Regions from separate parts of the Homo sapiens genome. Here region 1 is linked to region 2. Evidence: read pairs that join two places in POLR2A ChIA-PET (ENCODE). Cell type or tissue: MCF 10A. All regions are shown on one strand. Each heading gives the region's core, and the rest is flanking DNA. Links, peaks and the distances in the headings are about the cores only. Region 1 overlaps CP (ceruloplasmin). Region 2 overlaps TM4SF18-AS1 (TM4SF18 antisense RNA 1).

The links. ChIA-PET counts read pairs that join two places held together with the same protein. Peaks named below come from ENCODE experiments on the same cell type or tissue, not always from the same donor. Only the 100,000 strongest peaks of a DNase experiment are listed, where the experiment ranks them.
Region 1: POLR2A ChIA-PET joins it to region 2 with 11 read pairs; 2 of 35 experiments call an interaction of 5 or more read pairs at or near these places.

What each region holds. Positions count from the first base shown.
Region 1 is chr3:149,173,310-149,183,344 of GRCh38, forward strand. CP (ceruloplasmin) reads right to left here. Exons shown (of 19, transcript NM_000096.4): 14 at 8,696-8,824; 15 at 6,247-6,353; 16 at 5,106-5,322; 17 at 4,531-4,670; 18 at 2,941-3,103; 19 at 1-421. The coding sequence ends at 405. It overlaps HPS3 (HPS3 biogenesis of lysosomal organelles complex 2 subunit 1), which reads left to right. Exons shown (of 17, transcript NM_032383.5): 17 at 1-423. Among named protein-coding and RNA genes, the nearest start is that of CP, 44 kb to the right of the region's middle. In MCF 10A, for the core only: no CTCF peak of the experiment used is centred there; a DNase peak (open chromatin) is centred at 6,922.
Region 2 is chr3:149,291,446-149,307,998 of GRCh38, forward strand. The region is part of intron 1 of TM4SF18-AS1 (TM4SF18 antisense RNA 1); the gene reads left to right. Among named protein-coding and RNA genes, the nearest start is that of TM4SF18-AS1, 15 kb to the left of the region's middle. In MCF 10A, for the core only: no CTCF peak of the experiment used is centred there; DNase peaks (open chromatin) are centred at 6,836, 7,246 and 8,886.

The DNA of each region.
Region 1 (10,035 bases), core at 2,036-10,035, 120 kb before region 2:
GTCAACAGCATGTTAGAAGGATCAATGGGAAGGCAATGATTGAAAACATTTCAATGAACCTTAATAGTGTTCCTTTGAGGAGCACCCAGGAGAATATCTGGTCATAGATCTTTTTTTAAATGCAGTTTTATAAAACCCTAACAGCGGTGATATCATTAGACTGTATGAATCAGTTTTATTACCTAGTGTACAAGTGTCAGTCATGTATCATTATATAGTCTGTTGATCTTTCCATTTGCAAAAAATTAATAGTTTTCCCCCACAAATGTACAAAGTTGTATGCTTCCAGTCTTCTTTTAATGTTTATAGTCATTCCAAAGTAACATTCTATTTTACACTTTCACATACATTGTTATGAATCATTGGTTTTTCTCTTTTTTCCACTTATCACCAATTTATTTCATTCAGCCAGATTTGGTGTCTATAGAAAAAGAAATTTTAAGACCATTATTAAAAATAATATATGGTTAGAAATTAGTAGATGGTTCTTTAAATGTATTCCAATTTTTAATGTTACTTTACTCCTGATTCATTTATATTTTTCTGCTTTTTATATGTTTAAAAATCTCTCATTCTATTGCTGCTTTATTTAAAGAAAGATTACTTTCTTCCCTACAAGATCTTTATTAATTGTAAAGGGAAAATGAATAACTTTACAATGGAGACACCTGGCAGACACCATCTTAACCAAAGCTTGAAGTTAACATAACCAGTAATAGAACTGATCAATATCTTGTGCCTCCTGATATGGTGTACTAAGAAAAACACAACATCATGCCATGATAGTCTTGCCAAAAGTGCATAACCTAAATCTAATCATAAGGAAACATTAGACAAACTCAAATTGAAGGACATTCTACAAAGTGCCCTTTATTAAGGAATTATTCAGAGTAAAGGAGACTTAAAAGACATGGCAACAATGCAGTACATGATCCGGGATTTTCTTTTTCTGTAAAGAACATGATTAGGATTATTAGCGAAATTTGAAGATCTCTAGTTTTTAAATCATTGTTGCTTTTCTAATTTCGATCATTGTATTGTGGTCATGTACAAGAATATTCTTGTTTTTAGGAAAGATAGTTGTATGTGTATCTATACACGTCTGTGTGTGTACATATAGAGGGTGAGCATGAGAGGGAGATAGGGAAAAGAATGAGAAAGCCAATGTGGCTACGCACATCATTAATATTTGGGGAATCTGGGTGAAAGGTATATGGGAATCTGAAATTATGTCAAAAAAGTTTCAAAAGTTTCTCTTCATTGAATTAATATGTTGTTATACATTCAGTAAGCAAACTATTGTATTGGATTTGGGTACTTAGCTAGAAATACAGAATATATAGTCCCTGCCTGTAAGAAATTTAAAGCTAAGCAGGCTTTTCTAAGACTCATAATTAATGTAAACTTGCTCAAAGCTTTATTGGACTTATTTAAAGATGATTCAGACTGATAAACATGGCCACTGATTTTATGGGCCAAAGATAGTTCAAACTATCTTTTTTTATTCAGTCTGCTGCTTTCAGTCTCATGCAATACCTTTTCTCTTTGCAAAAGTCAAATTTCTCTTTAATTTTTTATCTAGTGTTGATTTTTACTTCATATTTGCTATTTGTTCTGTAATTTTTACTATAGCTTTAAAAACTATCTCGCCTTTCTTAACCAAGCAGTAATCTCCCTCTTCTTTCACGGTTGTTACACAGGAGGAATCTTCTCTGTGGCTGTGTGTGTAGGGTTACCCTGTAGTGCCATACTCTGCATGCCAGGCATTTGCACACATGAATTCCCCAAATGCCTCCATGTTACTTACTCACCATTATTTTTTTGAGCAAGACCATCCTTTTGTGTGGTTTACATGCAACCACATGTAACCACATGGTTGCAAGTGTTATTTAAAGACTAAAGTTTTCTTTCTCATATTTGGCTCTCTTCACTTTGTTCAAGTTATTGGCGTTAAATTTAGTGGCTTGTCTGTTAGAGTCTTTGATATTCTAGTGTTATCAGTGACTGCTCTAATAAAAAGGGCATTAATGGAAATAGTTTTTCATGATGTAAGTTGTTTGTGTAAGACCCAGGAGCAGAAATTAAAACTTTCCATTTGCACTAAAGGTTAACCTTTCAGGGCTTTTTAAATCTTCAAATATATTTACATTTATATTTTCTTCATTTGTATGTTCCCTTTTTCCCCATTTTAGGGAGGAAAGACATAGATTGGTTTTCTTTACATAATTTCCTCCCTTTGAATTTACCATTTCTAATTACAACAATCCTCAACTCGAAAGACCCAGGAAAGACCAAAGCCTGCAGCCACAGTGCAGGAATCTTACCAAAAAAACTGTTCATTTTTCTCCATTTTAAGTGTGTGTGTGTGTGTGTGTGTGTGTACCTACACATGGGGAGGGTTATTGCAGGGGTTGGGGAGCAGTGCATTTAAATTTTGTTTCTTCCCTGGATCTTTCACAAACAATTATCGGTAAGGTTCCTCCTTCCCCTTGGAAGCACAGAAAAGACACTGCCTATTTGAAATTATATTATTTGGGGTTGTCTTGGGCTTCTCTTACATGGAGGTGCCACCTAGAAAAAAAATTGTTTTTTGTTAAGAAAGAAATTAGATTCTAAATGTGTCTTATGTAAATAATGGTTTGTTTCTTGGTAAATAACATGACTACTCCCTTATATCAGCTTTAAGTATAATTACACATTTGTATTAACTTAGAAATGACTGGTGCTGTTACAAGTACTGGCTGTCAGGAAATGAGCAGTATCCCTCACCATTTAGCAGGAAAAAAATCCTGTTTGGAGGTAGAGAAGGAAGAAATCAGGGCAGCAGATTCACAAATGCTTCATATTGATGCATCATATTGGGGGAAGTATTTAGGCAAAGTAGTTCCTTTAGTTATATCTTTTATATATGGCTTCTAGAATTACTACCTGGATATTCACCTTCATTTTGTAGAACGGTGTAAGTGGTTTCCATTCCAGCATGAATGTGGTCGGTCACATGGCAGTGGAGTAACCAAATTCCAGGTGTTCTTGGAAACATTTCTAGGGTTTGGTATGTTCCAGGGAAAATGTCAAAGACATCAGAACTATAAACTCCCCTGTGCTTAATTAGAAAAATGACAAATAATGTATAATATTGTATATGAGAGTTCACTCATGTCATTTGTTAATGTTCAGCTCAGGGATATTGAAAAAATGGATAAATCTGTTTTTAAAAAATCGAGCTCGTTTCTGTGTTTAATACAAATGGTAAAATGTGGTTTTTGTATTCCTAATAAGTCTTTGGTATCCACATCAAGTGGGTGTGAAAGAAAGATGTGATGAGAATGAATTCATCAATCAGGACTACCTACAAACCTCCTGTACCTTGATTCTGGTTTGCCTGTTTGTCATAGCACTTAAGCTACACAAAAGGAACTCAGCTGTGGCCCCATTTCAGCCCTAGCCTCACTTTTGCCTGAATCTGTCCTAGCTTGTCTGAAGCTTTAAGTCAAGGTAAATAATAAAGGAAGCAGAAAAGGAGGCTGATGAAAACGACAAAAACCAGAGGCACTTCAGGGAGTCTCGGCTGGAAACAGTAGTTGGGTGACAATAGTCTATTTCTGCAAGGATAGAATTGAAAGCCCACTAAGAATACAATATATCTATGTAAAACAAAATGCAGGTAACAAAACAGGCTTTCTGCAGTATGCTTTTTGATAACTTCTGCCTTTTCTAAATTAGCCCAAAGCATAAGGAAAAAGCATTTCCAGGAGGGCCACTGGCTTCTGCTGAAATCAGTACTGAGAAAGAATAGAAGTAAGATTGAGATGTACAGACCAGTTGCTTGTCACCTAACTGATCTTGCTCACCATGGGCCATTTAAGATACAGAACTTAGAACAGGCAGGGCAAGGGTTATAATAAAGTCTTGTTGTGGTCTCTACTCTCATCCATCATTATGTGAACATTCCTACCCTCTTTGTTAGCAATTCCGCTCAGTTGCCTTAATCAGGAATCTGAGCAGAACTCCATGAAAATTCAGTTAAAAATGCAAATCCTAGGAAGAGCTCAATGTGTAACAAAGGCTAGTGTGTCAATTGAAATTGCTGTGCCTTATATAGGCATCCCTCAGTATCTATGGAGGATTGGTTTCAGGAATGCCCCCATACCAAAATCCATGGATGCTCAAGTCCCTTATATAAAATGGCATATTTCCATTTAACTTATGCACATCCTTCCATATACTTTAAATCATCTCTAGATTATTATAATACCTAATACAGTGCCTACATATCATTTCATTTGCATGGATTCAACATAGTACTCAGTGCAGCAGATCCAAGTTTTGCTTTTTGGAACTTAGTGGAATTATTTTTTCCTGAATATTTTCAATCCATGATTGAATCCTGGGTGGGGAATCCACGGATATGAAGCACCGGCTGTACTCTTTGCAGCTTTTTTTCATAAGTCTCTCTGAGAAAATATTTTCTTCACTTGTATTAAAACATTTTCAAACAGAGCAAGAGTAATTGCCATGGATAGCTCTTACCTTGTATTGGAAGCTATGGCCGTGAAAATGTACAGTGTGTAAGTCTATTTCATTGCCCATTCCCATCAGATACCAGTTGACTTCATCTCCCACGTGCATTGTGAGGCCTTGTAGGTTTCCAAACATTCTTCCATTAATAGCTAGGGAAAGCATATGGTTTTATGTTACTTTTCAGGATATTTTAAACCAATAGCTATTTCAAAGAAAATATGATTATTAGGTTAATGTAAAGAATCTTTTTGATGTAATAGGACTTATTTTACTACAAATGAGAGAAATGGATACTTTAAAGTCAATAATATCACATTGCTTTTCTAGGCACTTTGCACCAAAAGCCTTAATCTTAGTTTTGGATTATTTCAAAGGAAATGAGATTTTGGAATTGGAAAATAAATTAGCAAATGATTTTGAACATAGTCCCCTTTTTGTTTTGAACAGGATTCTACCTGACATACAAAGTGAGGCAGAAGTGGTTTATTTTAAGACAAAACAAATGAATGGTCTCCAAAATAATTTTATTTGAAAGAGAAAATGATAAAAAAGTAGAAAAATTGTTTTAGAATAATGTGACATACCATGCATTTTATTGCTTTCTATGAATTCCTCATCATCTTTGTTTACTTTCTCGGGGTGATCAGAGTATGTTTTGATGTTGTCATCTAAGTACCAAGATTCATTCTCATCAAAAACTAGAAACAGAAGGGCAAATTCCAGTTTCCTTCTGGGATTGAATACTTTCAAGTAAGGTCTTCGACAAACAATCAGGGGGCCAATTAATCCACTGTAGAGGTCCTGGAAACAAGAAAAATCTTCAGTAACCCTTGTGAATTAGGTCAGGATTTCAGAGAACTGAGACTTTGCACCCAGGGCCTCAGGAATTTTGGAGAGACCAATTGAAGTAACAGACTTTGCCCAATGTGGTACTGCCAATTTAGTAACTTTTCACTTGAAGTAGTTAAATTGGAACAATGGTGAGTAGTAGGTAGGTCATGTGGGTGATGCTGACATAACAGAAATGTCTGCAGAGGCAAAAATTAGCTCAGCTAATGAGCAGTGATTTTAAAAGAATCCCAAATGAACAGTGTTGGTTTGTTCCATAAACTCATGAACTCTTGAGTGTGAGCCAAGCGCTATGGCAGTCCCTAAAAATCCATAGATGAATGAAATGTGTAATAATAAATAGGACCACAAATACCAGATTTACTCATTTGTTTGAGCCAGAACACTGAATTATCAAGGAGCTACTTCCCCCGGCTCACTCAGGCACTTCACCCACCTATCTATAACCGACTCCATTTCTTTTCTCCCTCCTTACAGTAGAGGTCCTTGAAATTTGCCTCACGTATTACAACGGCCTCCCAACCTCCAGTCTCTTCCCCCTCCAAGCCTTCCTTCATTCCACCAGAATGAAGGATCTGAAATGCAAATATACTGCCATTCTTGGTCAATTTTTCAGTGGCTACCTGTGACCCACAAGACAAAAATCTAAACTTCCCAAATATCTTGAAAGGCCTTTGAGCTGTATCATATTAGGAAATGTTAGATTTTTGTCTTGTGTGTCATAGGTAGCAGCATAGTTGCTAAAGTAGATTGCAAACAGTTTATTTTCCTAGGATTTTAACGTAGAATTGGACCACAGGAAAACACTAACCTTGTCTTCCTTCAATTGTGTGTCTATTTTGGGAAGTGTCACAAAACAAATGATTTGTATTTTACCTTAACTTGATCCACAGTTGAATAATAAGCCCATGGAATACAAGCAGAATCCTCTGTTCCAGCTCCAGATCTTTCTGGGATTTTCCATACGTAAGTGAGAGTTTCACCTAAATTCATCAAGTGTTAATGGATCTGGTTGTATTTGGTTTATATTGTACACACACACACACACACACACACACACACACACACACAGCCTTGATAACTAGGACCCAGGAACTGGAAATGTCAGTGTAATTAGTTTTTAAAAATTGTGGTACTCAAGATTGTTTTCAGGAATTTAGTTTTAAGATGAACTGGAAGACAAAATTTTGTCATTTTTTGGGTTAATTTTAAATTAGCTATAACCCACTTGCCATACCACAAAGCTAGGAGGTGTGTACTTCAATATTACAATTTGAAAAAACTTTGCAACCAATCTCTTCTTAGCTTGAAGTGTGTTTTCCTAATATACTTTTTTCTCTTCAGATACCAAGTGATTTTTCCCCAGTGGCTGGCACCTTTCCCGTAATCTCTGCATGTGTGTATCTGGACTATTTTGTGTAATTCCCTCAGCTTCAGCATTGGCTTCCTTTCCTTGTCCTCTCTCATGATCATCCTTAGTGAGCTCATGATTCCTGGCGAGGAGCCGTTAGACCTCTTGATCTCATGAGTCACCGACTTGACACAGTTATGTTTACCTCCCCCTCCAGTCCATCTCATTCTATCACACCATGTGCTGTTTTGTCACTACTCCCACATACAGGACATAACCACACCCTCGGCCTTGGCATTTTGAAGACGACCAGTTGCTTCACCCTCCTGCTTTGCCAAGGCTCTTACCCTTTTCCCATGTGCTCTAGGCTTTTCTCCAGTCTGATCTGCGTTTCCATTCACCTCAGGGCTTCCTGTGCAACTGCTCACAGGCCTCAACTTTTGGCCATGCCCACTCACCAATCCCAGCCACACTCATTTTCCATCCCATTTATTTAGACCACACCATTACATATTCATGCTATCACACTAACCTGCCAGAGTCCAACAGACATTCACTAGAGAATCAAGCAAGACAACAGAGATGGTCTCAAGTGATGTGGTAGACGTCTTACTTTTTCTTCAAGCCTCAGTCTGAGCTGTTCCTATGTCCTCACCCTTTTTCTAAGCAGAAAATTTCACTAGAATATAAAGTATTGATTCACCACCTGCACATATTACTGTCTGGCCATCTCTGCTTTTACTTATTCTCATAAGCTGCAAAATAACATTTTCTTCTCTTTTCCACACCCCTTTACAACCTGCTCTTCCACCAGTGGTCAGTGCCCAAAACCTTGGGGTCATGCTTGACTCCTCTCTTCCCTAACACTCCCTAGTGCCCATTTTCCAGCAGGTCCTTTTAGTACCACCTTTAAAATGGAACCAGAATATGATAACATCTCACCACTTCAGCCGCTTCCACCATATTCCAAATCTCGATGATGATGATGATGATGATGATTTTACCCAGATTATTGCAGTGGTCCTTAACTGACCCCAGATTCTGTCCTTGCCCCCTTAGGGTCACTTAACCACACATCACCAACAGCCCCTTAAAAGGTGTCCATCAGAACATCAGTCTTAAATCTCGAGTCTGAGGTCCTCCCTACTCCATCTGGCCCCTGCTCTCCCTGGATCTCATCTCTAGCATTCTGTCCCTTGTGTGCTTTTCTTTAGCCTCTGGCTGCCTTGCTGCTGCTCACACACACCAGGCATTGCTCCTGTCTTCGGGGCCTAGAATCAATTCGTGCACAATTACCTGAATTTCATTACTTCTCAAACTTTAGGTGTTTTCAGCAATGCCACCTCCTCAAGGAAGCCCTCCTGACCTCTCTACCTAAAATAGCACCCTTGCTACACCCTGCTAAGTTATTGAGAAATAGTATTTTCCTGGAAGCCAACTTTACAACTAATAGAAGAAAAATATGGTTCTTATTAAAGAAAATGCTCACCTATGTATATAATCTGTTCAAGATTTTACTCTATGTTTATTAAAGAAACATTTGATGATCTCCTAATATATGCCAGATACTGTACTAGATAGGGGGAATTTAGAGTTCCAAGTGGCAGCCTCTGGCCCTTAGAACCACATGTGCTAGAGACAGGCATGGGAACATCCAGCCACATATGGTGTGGTAGATGCCATTTGAGCTGTGTTCTAGCTGAGCGAGGAGACAGCATCTCTCTGATTCACGCTTGAGGATTCATAGATGTCTACTACCTTCAGGTTTTTCTCTTAAGCTCTCCTGTGGACTTTTTTTTTTAGTACAAGCATGTGCATGTACTTGCATACACACAGACACCTCCTTGCATCCCCTCTTCACAACTACCTCCCTTTTCACTTTCTTGGTCCAGACTCTCTATGATGAGAGTAATCTGTGGAAAGGCTGTACAGCCTGTTAAAATGCACCACCCCCACCCCCGCCCCCGTGAGTACCTGGTAATGTTGGAGTAACTGTAGAACTCTCTGTTTGTACCCCATGGGCATGTATTGAGTAGGGCCTTGTGGCCATGTTTTTAAAGATAATTTTGACTTTGTCTCCAACATCTGCATGAAGTTGTGGACCTGGCAAAAGTGAAGAGGAAGAGTGTCCAATCAGAAGGTCTAACTTAGTAATAAAAGCAAAGATCAGCAAAGATAACTTGTTTCTCTCCCCCATGGGTTTGTGGTATAATACTCTTGGATTTATACTGCGTCCCAGGGAATTTGGAATCAATACACTGGAAATAAAAATGGAGACCATTTGTTTATCTCTTAAGAGTTCTAGGGGAGGTTTGGCCTGAAAGTCCTTTGCAGAGTACCGGTCTAATCATGGTGGGTTGGATATCTGGCCAGGAGTCATTTATACCCCTCTCATTTCTACCCTTTATCCAATCTTAGCTTGTCTCTTGTCTGGTAGGATTTTTGTGCTCCAGCAACAATGCCATTTTGCCTTGGTGTCTTAGTCTAGGGGTTGAGGATAACCAAGCCTCAGGGGAATGCTGACAGTATGGGAACACAGTGGGGTGGGGATGGGAGTGGGGGTCCCTGCAATTGATAGTTTTAAAGAAATGTCTCAAGACCAGTGTTGCTCGAGTTCTAGACATTCTGTCTTAAAGTGAGTCCTAAAAAATTGAAGGCAGCTTTGCCCCTGCTTTGTGCGTGGTATCATTTTTTCTTTTATTTCCTGTTGTAATTAATTTCCTTTTGTATATTTCTTCTTGTAATTAATCATTTATATTTTAATTTTAAAAGTAAATAGCTGTAATTTGAGAGGAATGGGTAGGATAATGGGGATAAATTGGTTAAGAATTTTATTAGGGCCAGGTGTAGTGCCTCACGCCTGTAATCCCAGCACTTTGGAAGGCTGAGGTGGGCGGATCACTTGAGGCCAGGAGTTTGAGACCAGCCTGGCCAACATGGTGAAACCTCATCTCTACTAAAAATACAAAAATTAGCCAGGCGTGGTGGCCCATCCCTGTAGTCCCAGCTACTTGGGAGGCTAAGGTGGGAGACTCACTTGAGCACAGGAGCGGCAGGTTGCAGTGAGCTGAAATCACACCACTACACACCATCCTGGGCGACAGAGTGAGACTCTGTCAAAAAACAGAATTTCATTAGAAAATAGTTTCTGGGAACTTCACTAAAACTACAGGCATCAATTTGATAAAATATATATAATTTCATCAGTATACGGGACAATACATAGTTTCCAAGAGAAATAAGTAATATTTTACTATGTCATATTATTTAATAAACATCAGTCTTATTTCATTAGATAACTAATTTTTAAATTT
Region 2 (16,553 bases), core at 5,319-13,318:
ACATATTGGTCTGGGTTCATCTTAAAGATCCCACCTCCTTTCCTAACCAGAAACAATATTCCCTGAAACCAGAAGTTAGGAAAGGACTAGAAGCCATCATTGATGACTTGAAGATGTAGAGCCTCCTCAAACCCTGCAACAGCTCTTGTAATACCCCAATATTGGGGGTACAAAAACCCAACAAGGATGAAGACTAGTTCAGGACCTCCACCTTGTTAATGAGGCTGTGGTTCCAATACATCCAGTGGTTACCAATCCATATACCCCACTAATTCAAATACCTGAGGGGACTAAATGGTTCACAGTTCTGGAACTAAAGGATACCTTCTTCTGCACACCTTTACACACTGACTCCTAGTGTTTGTTTGCATTTAAGGATCCCTCTAACCAAACCACCCAGAACACTGTTACCTCAGGGGTTCCGAGACAGCCCCACCTTGTTTGGCCAGGCATTATTGAGAGACCTCTCTGAATTCCTTTATCCTCAGGTTAAAGTTTTACAATACATGGATGACCTTCTCTGCGCTCCAACTGAGGAAATCTCTTAGGAGGGCAGTAAGGCCCTTCTTAACTTTCTGACTAACAGAGGATATAAGGTTTCAAAATCTAATGCTCAGGTATCTCAGACTTCAGTGAAATACCTAGGTCTGGCTTTGTCAGAGAGGGCCAGGGCATTGGACAAAGAGAGGATTAAGCCCATCTCCTCCTTTCCCTTCCCTAAAACCCTCAAGAAACTGAGGGAATTCTTACACATTACAGGATTCTGCAGACCATGGATACCTGGGTACAGTGAAATAGCTTGTCCCTATTTCACCTAATAAAGGAGACTCAGACAGCTAAATCTCACTGTCTAATTTGGGAACCAGAGGCTAAAAAGGCCTTTGACCAACTAAAACAAGCCTTGCTTAAGGCACCAGCCCTAAGTCTCCCCATAGGGAAAACATTTAAGCTTTATGTATCAGAGAAAAGTAATGGCACTGGGAGTTCTAACACAGACCTGGAGTTCAGCCCAGCAGCATGTAGGCTACCTGAGTAAGGAGCTTGATTTGGTAGCCACATGATGGCTAGCCTGACTCTGGGCATTCACAGCAATAGCCTTGCTGGTACCAGAGGCTAATAAGTTAACCACGGGGAATAACTTAACCGTTTATATCCCACATAATGTGGCAGGACTACTGTCTTCTAAGGGGAGTCTCTGGCTAACAGAAAACCACCTCCTCAGATACCAAGCTCTGTTATTAGAAAGTTCTGCAGTCCTTCTAATTAAGAACCTGTCCCTAAATCCAGCCACCTTCCTCCAAGAGGAATCCAGGGAACTTGAACATGACTGCTAGCAAATAGTAGTACAAACCTATGCAGCCAGAGAGAACCTCAAGGAAACCCCCTTAGATAACCCAGACTGGATTCCGTTTATGGACGGAAGTTTTTTTTGTAGAAAAAGGAACTCACAGAGCAGGGTATGCAATAGTTACTCTGAATGATGTTGTTGAGAGTGCACCTCTCTCCTTGGGCACAAATGGTCAGCTAGTTGAACTAATCACCCTCACGAGGGTGCTCGAATTAAGCAAAGGAAAAACGTTAACTTTTATATTGATTCTAAGTATGCTTTCCTGGTCCTCGATGCCCATACCACTATCTGGAAAGAGGAACTTCCTCATAGCTAATGGGTCTCCTATTAAATATAATCAGAAAATTAATAGACTATTATCCTCAGTTTTCCTCCCACAGGAAGTGGCAATAATACATTGTAAAGACTGCCAAAGAGGGACAGATGAAATAGTTGAGGGAAATAGGCTGGCAGACCAAGCAGTTTAATCAGCAGCAAGTGGGCCCCAGGTCTCTGACCCATTTGAAGTCCCACTGATCTGGGAGTGCCCCGTGATAGAAATAAAACCTCAATATTCTCTTGTGGAAATAGAATGGGCCACCTCTTAGGGATACATCCTGCAGTCCTCAGGATGGCTATAATCAGAGGATAGTAAGCTTCATCCACCAGCTGCCAACCCATGGAAAGTTCTTAAAAGCCTTCACCAGGCCTTCCACCTAGGTAAGGATAAAACCTATCAACTGGCCCAGAGATTATTCTCAGGTAAAAACCTGATACAAATGGTTCAACAGGTCATTAATACTTGCAAGACCTGCCTTGAAAACAATCCCCTTAATTGACAGCTTATTCTCCCAGGAACCCAAAGGATAGGAGGCTACCCAGGGGAAAACTGGCAAATGGATTCACCCATATGCCAAAGGAAAGGTACATGCAGTACCTCCTATTATGAATAGATACTTTCACTAACTGGGTAGAAACATTTCCATGTCAGACAAAGAAAGCCTCTGAGGTAATAAAATTACTGATCAGTGAGATAATTCCTTGTTTTGGACTTCCTAAATACCTCCAGAGCAATGATAGCCCCTCATTCAAGGCAGCTGTCACTCAGGGGGGTCTCAAAAGCACTAGGTATACAGTACCATCTTCATTGTGCCTGGAGACCACAATCCTCAGGAAAGATAGAAAAGACAAATGATATTATCAAAAGGTACCTCGGGAAACTGTCTCAGGAGACTCATCTCCCCTGGCCTACCCTTTTCCCCATAGCCCCTGTTAAGTATTAGAAATACTCCTTCAAAGCTAAGTTTCAGTCCCTTTGAAATGATGTATGGTTGGTCTTTTCTCACCAATGATTTCTTGTTAGACCAAGTAACCTCTGATTTAATTAGGCACATAATATATTTGGTCCATTTCCAATAGGAACTGAAACAACTGTCGGAGGCCCAGTTCTGTGTACCAGGGCCACCTCTATGCAACCCAGGGGACCTAGTGCTAGTAAAGGTACTTCCGTCCCTTTCTCCTTCTATAGGCCCAGGTTAGGAGGGACTCTACATTGTACTTCTTTCTACTCCTACGGCAGTGAAGGTCACTGGAATAGACTCTTGGATTCATTGCACCCGAGTAAAGGCCTGGGAAGCCAGTGGAGTCACCTCTGTTGACCCAGGAGGGCACTCAAAGTACCAATGTGAAGAGATCGGGGGCCTCAAGCTAAAAATCACAAAAGATAAATGGCAATAACTAACCTTCCATGGATATCCTCCTTACAGTCTTGTCTATGCCTGCTGTTCTTACCCTTGTTCTGTTCCATACTATGGGGCACAATAGTGTTTTCAGAATAAATAGTATATCTTACTTCTTATTTCTGTAATCTTTGGCACTAGATTCTTTCCTTGTATAATACACATGTTTAATCCATGCACACTTAACCTTATAAAACTTGTTTTTTTCTCTCTCTCATCTAGAGGTCATCAAACTCCAAATGGTCAGGCAACTGGAGCATCAGACAATGGCTCCCTTTTGCTGGGGACCCTTAGACCTCTGGGAGAAATCTGACTGCCTTTTTCCCCAAACAACACCCCCTGTCAGCAGGAAGTAGCTAAGATTGGTCATGGTCCATATTCTAATGGCAGTTAGATGTGCCTCTTCAGAGTGGGGATGATATGGACAGGAGACAGGAAGAGGGCAGTTCCCTGGCAAAGGCCTCACCCTCAAGCCTGGAGACCTGTGGCCCTAAGTGGGAACAGGCATTTCTGTTTTTGTGCCCAAAAAGTTGCCTTTTGGCCCGCCATGGCTCCCTATTCTGTACCCATATAAACCCTGAACCCCAGGCTCCAGAAGCAGATGAGTAGACAAGGAGACGAGACAAGCAGATGAATGGCAGAATGATGCAGCAGAAAAAGAGAGAAGAGGAACGTTTGAATGCCAGGAGGAGTTCGGCTGGGGGCAGTCAGAGAGGAGTTCAGCTGCTGGGCGGCCAAACTTCAGGGGAAGATAATTTCCCACTCCATCCCCTTTCCAGCTCCCCAGCCATCCTGGTGAGAGCCACCTCCACCACTGAATAAAACCCCACATTCATCCTTCAAGCCCATATGTGACCTGATAGTTCCAGGACGCTGGGCAAGAACTTGGGAAACAGAAAGCTGTCATGCTGGCCCTCTGCCCTTGCAAAAAGGCAAAGGGTCCATTGAGCCAGCTAACACTGAAACCATCTGCAGATGGCAGTGCTAAAAGGGCACACTGTAACACATGCCCACTTGGCCTCCTGCACTTGTCTGTCTGTGTGCTCTGCCTCCCCTCAAGGGTTTGAGCAGCAGTGGCGACTGAACAGGTGAGCCACACTCCTGTCACACATCTGCGAGGGGGATCAGGAAACTCTATTTCTATTTCATACAGAATAAAAGCTATAGTTCTTTCTACAGCTTTCAAAGCTCCTTAGGGATCTCACCTCCCATTATGTGTTTTCTCTTATCTCCTACTCCTCTCTCTTGCTCACATTACTCCAGCTAGTCTTTCCTTCCTGCTGCTCCTTGTGCATACCAGTCATGTTTACACCTTAAGGCCCTTGCACTAACTCTTTCTCTTGCCTAGAATCCTCTTCCCTCAAATATCTTCATGACTACCTACTTCCCCTTCTTCAGGTCTACATTTAACTCAAATGTCACCCTCTCAATGAAGTCTACTCTATTTTGTATTCTCTGCCCTACCCCTCACTCAGGGTCCCCAGTGTTTAGTTTCCTGTCTCTCCACCCTCATAGTTATCCTTTTCTCCATTGTGATAGTCATCTTCTGATTTACTGAAAATTTCTCTTAGTTATCAGGTTTATAATTGATCTGTCTCTCCTTACTAAAATGGAAGCTCTCCAAGGGCAGGAATCTGTTGTTTTTGTTTGTTAATATATCCCCAGTGCACAGAACAGTGTTTGGAACAAGTAGGTGCCTAATAAATATTTGTTGAATATAAGTATTGTGAGATACCTTGAAACTGGCTATGTGACCTAGGAAAATAAGAGCAGCAACAATAATGATACTAATAATAAATGATACCATTTTGAAGGCACTTTCTATATGTTAAGTGCTTATTGAGCTTAATTCATTTTGAGAAATGAAAGTAAAATTCTCAGCCCCCCAACCAACAGAACTGACCCCCACCTTGGCCAAGGGGACCCCAGAGAAACCTTGGAAGCTGAGTTCTGGGCAATGATAGGATGTGAGGTCTGTAATGCCTCATTATAATCCCTCCCTGGCTCACTGCCATTAAGTTTTCTTTCCTAAAGGATAAGCAGACACCAGCCTTTTCCAAAGACCATCACTGCTTTCAACCAACTGCCTGACGCTGTCCCTCCGTTTAGTGGTTTTGACACAACCGACCAGCCTTCCTTCCTGATAAGAGACAACCAACTATGGAGTGGTTCTTGCCCATCTAGGGATGATGCACTGAGGGTTTTTGTGTTCTCTGCTTCACCTTTTGATGTCACAGAGCTGAAAACTTTACCCTCAGATCATGCTAATGCCACCAGTTTTTGAACATCGGTCCCATGGAGAAACAAGAAGCTCAAGTATATGTTTCTCCTTTCATAAATACTCATGACTTCTCCTATAGTTTATTGAATACTTATGCTTGGCCACCCCATTCAGCATCAATCCCTGTCTTATTCTTCTGACCCTCAAAGTGTTGGTTGCTGGCTTCTGGCCTATCAGAATGGCCACCCTGCCAGCTGCAACTCTTTATGAGAAATAAAGCTCTCCTTTCCAAATTTTTGAACCTCATCATTCATTAGTTGACAATTCAATTCTTACAACCCCAAGTGCAAGGCAACTAAAGCAGAAGAAATGTAAGATTCCTATCCAGGGTCACATAGCTGGTTAGAGGAAGAGCCATGCTTTGGTTCCAAAGCCATGTCCTTAACTAACGTGCTGTGTGGTAAAGAGGATTATCCTTTCTGCACCGCAGGCATTTTCTCCTTTATTACAAGTTGTTGTGCCAGATTATTTTTAGAGATCCTTTCAGATCCACACATAATATATCACTCTGTTTCACCATTTTACCCACTTCACCAATAAATTGCAGACAAAATTACCAGATAATGACCTGATTGAACTAGGAACTAGTTGTTCTGTGGACCTCACATTGTAGATCCTTCACAATGTTCCACTCCTTTTTCCAAATGCAAATGACACAAGTATGTATGAGAAAACTTTTTTTTTCCCTTTGGCATGATGATAAAATTACAACCATTTCCGCCTATCCATGGTCCTAGTATTCTTAAGGATAAGCAAACAGTCATTTTATTCTTCAAAGAAAACAGAACAATTTTAAACAGACTGGTTAATCAAAACTAGACAAAGCCCCAACTCCTGCAGTTAGGAGTAGATCAGGACTTCTGTGGGAAAGAGACCAGGGGAATCTGGCACAGCTTAGAGATATTCAACAAGCAAAAAATACTGGGATGGAATAAAGTGGCAGGATGGATAAAAGAAATTGTATTGGGAAAAAAAACTATGTTTTACTTTCTTTGTTCCCTAACTATGAGCTATTCCTACTTCACTATATATGTGAATGATGGTTCTAAAGAGGGAATCAGATCATTCATGTATTCAACATTCAGCAAATATTTGAGACTTCCTGTGCCCCTAGCCTTTTGGCCAATTGCTATTGGCTATATATATGGCCAATATATATTAAAAAGGGGGCCAGTATAATGAGTACAGAGGGTCTGCAATCATGGTGCAGCCACAAGTAAAATATGAGTAGTATTTATGCTTTTCTACACTCTCATATGTATTGCCCAGCTTATTTACTTATTTACCTGTTTACTTATTAAAACCAACCCCCACCTTCAGTGGATGAATATTTGCCAACTCAAATGACAGTAAAAAACGGTGCAGTGGCTCACGCCTGTAATCCCAGCACTTTGGGAGGCTGAGACAGGCAGATGGCTTAAGGCCAGGAGTTTGCGACCAGCCTGGCCAACATGGTGAAAACCAGTCTCTACTGAAATTACAAAAAGTAGCCGGGCATGGTGCCACATGCCTGTAATCCCAGCTACCTCGGAAGGCTGAGGCACGAGAATTGCTTAAACCCAGGAGGCAGAGGTTGCAATGAGCTGAGATTGCACCACTGCACTCCAGCCTGGGTGACAGAGTATGACTCTGCCAAAAAAAAAAAAAAAAAAAAGAGTAGAAGGAATTATAGCCACAGAATTTTCCAGGGCAATTCCAGAGGAGACCCAACAACTGTTAGGGACTATGCCCCTATTGTTAAAATGTCTATATAACCTCTGAGGCTGATGACTTTGAGAACACCTACACTGACTTGAAAATTCACATTCTGGTGTGTTTCTTTCTTTCTTTGAGACAGTGTTAGTTTTACTCTGTCACTTAGGCGAGAGTGCAGTGGTGCGATCATGACTCATTGCAGCCTTGAACTCCTGGGTTCAAGCAATCCTCCCACCTCAGCCTCCCAAGTAGCTGAGAATACAAACATGCACCACCACACCCGGTTAACTTTTCAAATTTTTTTTATAGAGACAAGGTCTTGCTGTGTCGCCCAGGCTGGTCGAGAACTCCTCACCTCAAGTGAACCTCCTGCCTTGGCCTCTCAAAGTGCTGAGTGTGCTTCTACTGAAAACATTTACAGTATGTCATAATCACAACTTTTTAGCATACTGTTAGCTAAAAAATAAAATATAGGCTGACTGCAAAAATTTACTTGCAATTCATCGTTTGGACCTCACAATAACTTTTCTCCATTGAAGCAATGTTGCAAGTGGTTGGTAGATTTCATTTTTGCCTTCCCAATGCCTTTGTAAACCCAAATGTAGACAAAATAGCCAAGGATAATTGCTACTAAAAAATATCCATTTAAAATGAATCCATTGGAAACTGGAAACAAACCAAAATATTGTATTAGGATTTTATCATGAGAAATGAAACCAATCAAGAAAATAAGCTTATTTTATCTTATATTATGTTAAACCCTACTGTGTAAAATTTATTAAAAATGGCACTTATTGTGGCTCAAACCAATATTTAAAACAAATTTGATTACATTTGTAAGTCTTTACCAAATCTTAGAATGAACCAGGAATAAATCAAGTGTTTGGATTTGAATGTTACGATTTTTGTTGACAAAGCTGTAAGAGGGGCACAATATCAAGTCCTTTATTTCACTGTTGATTTTTGCAGTACCTTCACAAATAGGGTTATTTTGCCTAAATATTAGAGGGCACTTCACTTTTTCGAAGGGCATCTCTTAATCTATGCTATTCAAACCATTCTTTTGAGACACATAACCTATCATTACCCCCTTTGCTTTTCTTCAAACATTTACTAGATTCTTATTTGTCAAATCTTTATGTGTGATTTAAGTAGTTCCTCATCACATCTAATCACTTAAATCCTGCTATTTGCATTTAATTGGCATTCTGTTTGCTTCATGAGAGTAACAAATATACTGACACAATAAATATGGAAATATATTTGTATCACATGGGAAGAAATGTTTAAATGGAGACTAATATCATAAGTGGTCACTTCTAAGAAACACTCCATTCTCATGTAATTATATTTATAGTAAAAATCATAGAAGACAATGCAGATACAAATCTGACAACTAAGAAAATTGTAAAAATTATGGAATAGTTTTAAAACTTTTTCCTTGAATGTTGGCTCTTTAAACAAAGAAGCCTTAATCAGAGAAATTTACGCATAAGCATGTGATTCTGAATGAGCCTTTTCAAGGACTTTATGTATGAGTATTTGACTTTTGAGGTTAATAGAATCAATTCTTTAATATGGGTTGAGAAATAAAAATAAAGTCCTAAGCTTCTCCAACTGACTGAACACACCATCTCTTGGCCCAGGGGACTCCAGAGAAACCTTAGAAACTGAGTTCCTGGCCATGATGGGCTAGCAGGTCGAACATGCCTCAGTATGCCCCATTCCTTCTAACCTTTAACCAGAATTCTTTCCTAAGGCGTAAGTAAGCAGAAACCAGCTCTGGAAAATGAGAAATGGATGACTCATTACTTTGTCAACTTTAGCCAGTCCTCTGAGGCTGCCACAGGACTCCCTTTCCCACATTGCAGTTTCAACATGACAGCTCACCAGTTAAACCATAAATCCCTTCCTGATAAGAGACCAACAACCATGAAGTGGTTCTGGCCAATCTATGCAGGGTGCACAGCCAGGGCATTTGTGTCCTCCCCTTCATCTTTTGACATTAGGGGGCTGAAAACTCCACTCTCAGATCATGCTAATGCCACAATTTTTTGTACAGGGAATTCATGAAGAGGCATAAAGCTCAATTGTGAAGCACATGTTTCTCCTTTAATAAATATTCATGACTCCTCCTACAGCCTAATAAAAAGGTATTTTCAGCCACTCTGCTCAGCATAAATTCCCGTTTCTTTCAGCACTACCTTGAAGTGCCTGTTTCTGGCTTCTGGCCAGAGGTTACACTTCCCAGCGTGTCAGAATGGCCACCCTGCAGGTTGCAGCCTTTTGTGAGAAATAAAGCTGTCCTTTCCAAATGTATGAACCTTGTGATTCTTCAGCTGACAGGGTAATTCATCTGAAAAACGTAGTTTTTCTTCTTGGAAGTGGACTTCCAATATCATGATGCTAAAAACATGTCATACTGTAATAAGAGCTGTTTTGTACTTTTACAGAAGGAATTTTTAAAAATTTATTTTTAGTTTTTGTGGGTACATAGTAGGTGTATATATTTGTGGGGTACATGAGATATTTTGACACAAGTATGCAATGCATAATAATCACATTAGGGTAAATGAGGTATCCATTACCTCAAGCATTTATCTTTTGTGTTATAAACAATCCAGTTGTACTCTTTTCATTATTTTAACATGTACAATTAAATTATTACTGACTATAGTCACCCTGTTGTGCTATCAAATAGTAGGTCTTATTCATTCTTTCTAACCATTTTTTGTACCTATTAACAATCCCCACTTGCTCTCCACTACCCCTGCCCCAATACCTTTCCCAGCTTCTGGTAACCATCCGTCTGCCCTCTATCCCTGTGAATTCAATTGTTTCACTTTTTAGCTCCCACAGATAAGTGAGAACATGTACAGTTTGTCTTTCTGTGCCTGGCTTAATTCACTTAACATGATGGCCTCCAGTTCCATCCATGTTGTTGCAAATGACAGGATCTCATTCTTTTTAAAAATATATGTAACATTTTCTTTATCCATTTGTTTGTTTATGGACACTTAGGTTGGTTCCAAGTCCTGGCTATTGTGAACAATGCTGTAGGTATCTCTTCGATATACTGATTTCCTTTCTTTTGGGTATATACCTAGAAGTGGGTTTGCTGGATCATATGGTGACTCTATTTTAGTTTTTGAGGACCCTCCAAACGGTTCTCCATAGTGCTTGTACTAATTTACATTCCCACCAACCGTGTATGAGGATTCCCTTTACTCCACATCCTTGCCATCATCTGTTATTGCCTGTCTTTTGAATAAAAACCATTTTAACTGGAATGAGATGATATCTCACTGTAGTTTTGATTTATGTTTCTCTGATGATCAATGATGTTGAGCATCTTTTTATATACCTGTTTGCAATTTGTATCTCTTCTTTTGAGAAATGTCTGTTCAGACCTTTTGGCCATTTAAAACATTAGATTATTAGATTTTTTCCTATAGAGTTGTTTGAACTCCTTATATATTCTGGTTATTAATCTCTGTCAAATGGGTACTTTTCAAATGTTTTCTCCCATGCTGTGGGTTGTCTTTTCACCTTGTTGATTGTTTCCTTTGTTATGCAGCAGGTTTTTAACTTGATGTGATCCCACTTGCCCATTTTTGCTTTGGTTGCCTGTGCTTGTGGAATATTACACAAGAAATCTTTGCCCAGTCCAATATTCTGGGGGGAGAGTTTCCCCCAATATTTTTTAGTAGTTTCATAATTTTAGTTCTTAGATTTAAATCTTTAATCCACTTTTATTTTATTTTTGTATATGGTGAGAGATATCATTCTAGTTTCACTCTTCTGCATATGCATATCCAGTTTTCCCAGCATCATTTATTGAAGAGACTGTCCTTTCCCCAATGTATGTTCTTGGTACTTTTGTTGAAACTGAGTTCACTGTAGATGTATCATTTTGTTTCTGGGTTCTCTGTTCTGTTCCATTGGTCTATGTGTCTGTTTTTATGCTTGTACCATGCTATTTTAGTTACTACAGCTCTGTAGTATAATTTGAAGTCAGGTAATGTGATTCCTCCAGTTTTGTTCTTTTGTGCTCAGGATAGTTCTGGCTATTCTGAGTCTTTAGTGATTTATAAATTTTAAGTTTGTTTTTTTTTTTCTATGTCTGTGAAGAATGTCATTGGTATTTTGATAGGGATTACACTGAATCTGTAGATTGCTTTGGGCAGTATGAACATTTTAACAATATTAGTTTTCCAGTCCGTGAATGTGGAATATCTTTCCATTTTTTGGTGTTCTCTTTAATTTCTTACATACATGTTTTATAGTTCTCATTGTATAGCTCTTTCATATCTTTGGTTAAATTAATTTCTAGGTATTTTATTTTATTTGTAGCTATTGTAAATGGCTTGATTTCTTTTTTAGATTGTTCATTGTTGGCATATAGAAATGTAACTTTACTGAATTTGCTTATCAGTTCTAATAGTTTTTTTGTAGAGTTTTTAGGTTTTTACAAATATAAAATTATATCATCTGAAAACAGAATAATTTGACTTCTTCCTTTCCAATTCATATATGTTTTATTTCTTTTATTTCTTTCTCTTGCCTGATGGCTCTAGCTAGGATTTTCAGTACTATGCTGAATAACAGTGGTGAAAGTGGGCATACTTGTGTTTCAGGTCTTAGAGGAAAGGCTTTCAGTTTTTCCCCATTCAGTATAATACTAGCTGTAGGTCTGTTGTATATGGCTTTTATTATGTTGAGGTATGTTCCTGCTATACCCATTTTTTTTATGTTGGGTTGGTGCAAAAATAATTGAGGTTTCACAATTAAAAGTAATGGCAAAAACTGCAATTACTTTTGCACCAACCTAATATCATGAAGGGATGTTGAATTTTATCAAATGCTTTTTCATTGTCAATTAAAATGATCATTTGGTTTTTGTCCTTCTTTCTGTTGATATTGTGTATTACATTGATTGATTTGCATGTGTTGAACCATCCTTCCATCCCAGGATATCCACTTGGTCATGATGAATGATCTTGTTATAATAATGTGCTGTTGAATTCGGTTTGCTAGCATTTTGTTGGGGATTTTTGCATCAGTATTCTTCAGGGATATTGGCCTGTAGTTTTATTTTTATGATGCCTTTGTCTAGTTTGGGTATCAGAGCCTTGTAAAATGAGTTTGGAAGTGTTCTCTCCTCCTCTATTTTTTTGGAATAGTTTGAGTAGGATTGGTATTAATTTTTCTTTAAATGTTTGATAGAATTCAGCAGTGAAGTCATCAGGTCCCAGGCTTCTCTGCTGGGAAACATTTTATTATGGCTTTGGTCTTATTATTTGTTATTGGTCTGTTCAGGTTTTGGATTTCTTCATGATTCAATCTTGGGGGCAATTGTGTGTGTCTAGAAATTTATCCATTTCTTCTAGATTTTCCAATTTATTGGCTTATAGTTGCTCATAGTAGCCACTAATGGTCTTTTGAGTTTCTGTGGTATTGGTTGTAATGTCTCCCTTTTTCATCCCTGATTTTATTTATTTGGGGCTTCTCTCTTTTTTCTTAGTTAGTTTGGCTAAACGTTTGTCAATTTTGTTTATCTTTTCAAAAAACCAAGTTTTTGTTTTGTTGATTTTTTGTACTGTTTTCTTCATTTCAATTTCTTTTATTTCTGCTCTGATCTTATTTCTTTGATTCTACTAATTTTGGATTTGGTTTGCTCTTGTTTTTCTAGTTAAGAGGCATCATTATGTTATTTACTCGAAGCTTTTCTTGTTTTTGATGTAGACTCTTATGGCTATGAACTTCCTTCTTAGTACTGCTTTTGCTATATCCAATAGGTTTTGGTATGTTCTGTTTCCTTTATCATTTGTTTCAAGAAACTTTTTAATTTCCTTCTTAATTTCTTTATTGACTCACTGGTCATTCAGGAGCATATTATTTAATTTCTATGTATTTGTATAGTTTCCAAGATTCTTCTTGTTGTTGATTTCTAGTTTTATTCCACTGTGGTCAGAGAAGATGCCTTATATTATTCCAATTTTTTGAATGTTTTACAACTTGTTTTGCGGCCTAATATATGGTCTATCCCTGAGAATGATCCATTTGCTGAGAAGAATGTATATTCTGTAGCTGTTGGATGAAATGTTCTATAAATGTCTGTTGGATCCATTTGGTCTATAGTGCAGATTAAGCCCAATGTTTCTTGGTTGATTTTTTTCCCTAGAAGACCTGTCCAAAGCTGAAAGTGGGGTGCTGAAATCCCTAGCTATTATTTTATTGGGGCCTATCTCTCTCTCTTTAGCTTTATATGTTGCTTTATATATCTGGGTGTATAAATATATCTGGGTATATAAATACTCCAAAGTTGGGTGTCTATATATTTACAGTTGTTATATCATCTTGTTTAATTGACCTTTTTATTATTATATAATGACCTTCTTTGTCTCTTATAGTTTTTGACTTGAAATGTACTTTGTCCAATATAAGTATAGCTGCTCCTCCTCTTTTTTCGTTTCATTGGCATGGAATACCTCTTTCCATCTCTTTATTTTCAATCTATGTGTGTCTTTATAGGTGAAGTGTGTTTCTTATAGAAAACAGATCATGGGGTCTTGTTTTTGTATCCATTCAGCCACTCTGTCTTTTGATTGGAGAGTTTAGTCCATTAATATTCAATTTTATTTGATAAGTAAGGACTTACTCCTGTCATTTTATTATTTGTTTTCTGGTTGTTTTGTGGTATTCTTTCATTTCTTTCCTTCCTTCCTTGCTTCCTGTCTTCTGTGAAGGTGATTTTCTCTGATGGTGTGATTTGATTTTTTGCTTTTTATTTTGTGTGTATCTGTCATGTATTTTTTTGATTTGAGGTTACCACAAGGCCTGCAAATGCTATCTTATAACCCATTATTTTAAACTGACAACAACTTAACACTGATTGCATAAACAAACAAACAAAAAGAAAAATAATAAAAACCCTATTGCTTTAACTTCATCTCCCCACTTTTTCACTTTTTGTTGTTTATCTTTATGTCTTATTGTGCTGTTTATGTCTTGAAAGGTTGTAGTCATTATTATTTTTGAGTGGTTCATCTTTTAGTCATTCTACTTAAGAGTAGTTTACGCGCTACAATTACAGTGTTGTAATATTCTGTGTCTTTCTGTGTACTTAATATTACCTAAGAGTTTTGTACCTTAAGACTATTGCTTATTGCTATTAATGTTCCTTTCTTTCAGATTGAAGAACTCCCTTTAGTATTTCTTATAGGAAAGGGTCTAGTGTTGATGAAATCACTCAAGTTTTGTTTGTCTGGGAAAGTCTATTTCTAATTCATGTTTGAAGGATATTTTCACCAGATATGCTATTCTAGGGTAAAAGTTTTTCTTCAGTACTTTAAATATGTCATGCCACTCTCTCTGATAAGATTTCCACTGAAAAGTCTGCTGCCAGATGTATTGGAGCTCCATTGTATGTTATTTGTTTCTTTTCTCTTGCTGCTTTTAGGATACTTTCTTTATCCTTGACCTTTCGGAGTTTGATTATTGAATGCACTGAGATAGTCTTCTATAGATTAAATCTGCTTAGTGTTCTATAACCTTCTTGTACTTAAATATTGATATCTTTCTCTAGGCATGGGAGGGTCTCTGTTACTATCCTTTCAGATAAATTTTCTACCCCTATCTCTTTCTCTTTATTGGCCTTTCAGGCCAGTAACTCTCAGATTTGTTCTTTTGAGGCTATATCCTAGATCTTGTAGATGTGCTTTATTCTTTTTTATTCTTTTTTCGTTTGTCTCCCCTGACCATGTATTTTCAAATAGCCCACCATCAAGCTGACTAATTCTCTCTTCTGCTTGATGAATTCTGCTGGTGAGAGACTCTGATGCATCCTTCAGTATGTCAATTTCATTTTTCAACTCCAGAATTTCCGCTTGATTCTTTTAAATTGTTTCAATCTCTTTGTTGGCCAGGTGCAGTGGCTCGTGCCTGTAATCCCAGCACTTTGGGAGGCCAAGGCGGGCAGATCACTTGAGGTCAGGAGTTCAAGACCAGCCTGGTCAACATGATGAAACTCGGTCTCTACCAAAAAAATACAAAAATTAGCTGGACATGGTGATGCATTCCTGTAGTCTCAGCTACTTGGGAAGCTGAGGCACAAGAATTGCTTGAACCCTGGAGGCCAAGGCTTCAGGGAACTGAGATCATGCCACTGCACTTCAACCTGGGTGACAGAGTAAGACCCTGTCTCAAAAAATTTATTTCAATTTCTTTATTAAATTTATCTGATATAATTCTGAATTTATTCTCTGTGTTATCTTGAATTTTTTTGAGTTTCCCCAACACAGATATTTTGAATTCTCTGTCTGAAAGCTCACATATCTCTGTCTCTCCAGAAATGGTCCCTGGTGCCTTATTTAGATCATGTGGTTAGGTCATGTTTTCCTGAATAGACTTGATGTTTGTGGATGTTTTTCAGTGTCTGGGCTCTACAGAGTTAGATATTTATTGTAGTCTTTTGCAGTCTGGGCTTGTTTGTACCTGTCCTTAGGAAAGCTTTTCAAGTATTTGAAGGTATTGGGTGTTGTGATCTAAACTGTATCAGCATTAGGGAGCACCCCAAGCTTCGTAATGCTGTAATTCTTGCAAACTTGTAGAGGAACTGCCTTGGTGGTCTTGAATAAGATGTGGAAAAATTCTCTTGATTACAAAGCAGAGACTCTTGGTCTCTTCCCTTACTTTCTCGCAAACATATGGAATGTCTCCCTGTACTGAGCTTCCTAGAGCTAGGGGTGGGGTGACACAAGGACCCCTGTGGCCACCAATACTGGGACTGTGCTGAGTCAGACCTGAAACCAGCACAGCACTGGGTCTCTCCCCAGGCCCACTTAAGACCTTTAGGGCTACTGCCTGTGTTCACTTAAGACCCTTAGGGCTCTACAGTCAGCAGGTGGTGAAGCCAGCCAGGCTTGTGTCCTTCCCTTCAGAGTAGCAAGTTCCCCCAGGCCCTTGGTTGGTCCAGAGATCCTGTCTGAGAGGCAGGAACTCAAGTTAAAAACCTTAAAAATCTACCTGGTGCTTTTTCTGTTGCACCTAAGCTGGAACTCAAACACTGAGACAAAGTCCTTTCCACACTTCCTTCCTCTTTCTACAGGCAGAGGAGCTTCTCCCCATGGCCGCCACCATCACAAGCCCTTGGGGACTACTGCCAGGGTACTAATGATGTTCACTTAAAGCCCAAGGGCTCCTCTGTCAACTTATAGTGAACACTGCCAGGCCTGGCTCTCACCTTTCAACACAGTGGGCTCCCCTCTGGCCCAGGGCAGGTCCAGAAATGCCTAGAATTGGGGACCCCAAGAGCCTGCTTGGTGCTCTACATTACTGTCATTGAGCTGGTACCTAAGATGCAAGACAAAGTTCCCTTTAGTTTTCTTTCTGCTTTTCTCAAGCAGAATGGATCTTTCCTCTAAGCCACCATAGCTGGGAATGTGCTGGGTCTCACCTGAAGCCAGCACATCTCAGAATCTCACCCAAGGCCCATGGTGTCTTGCTGATG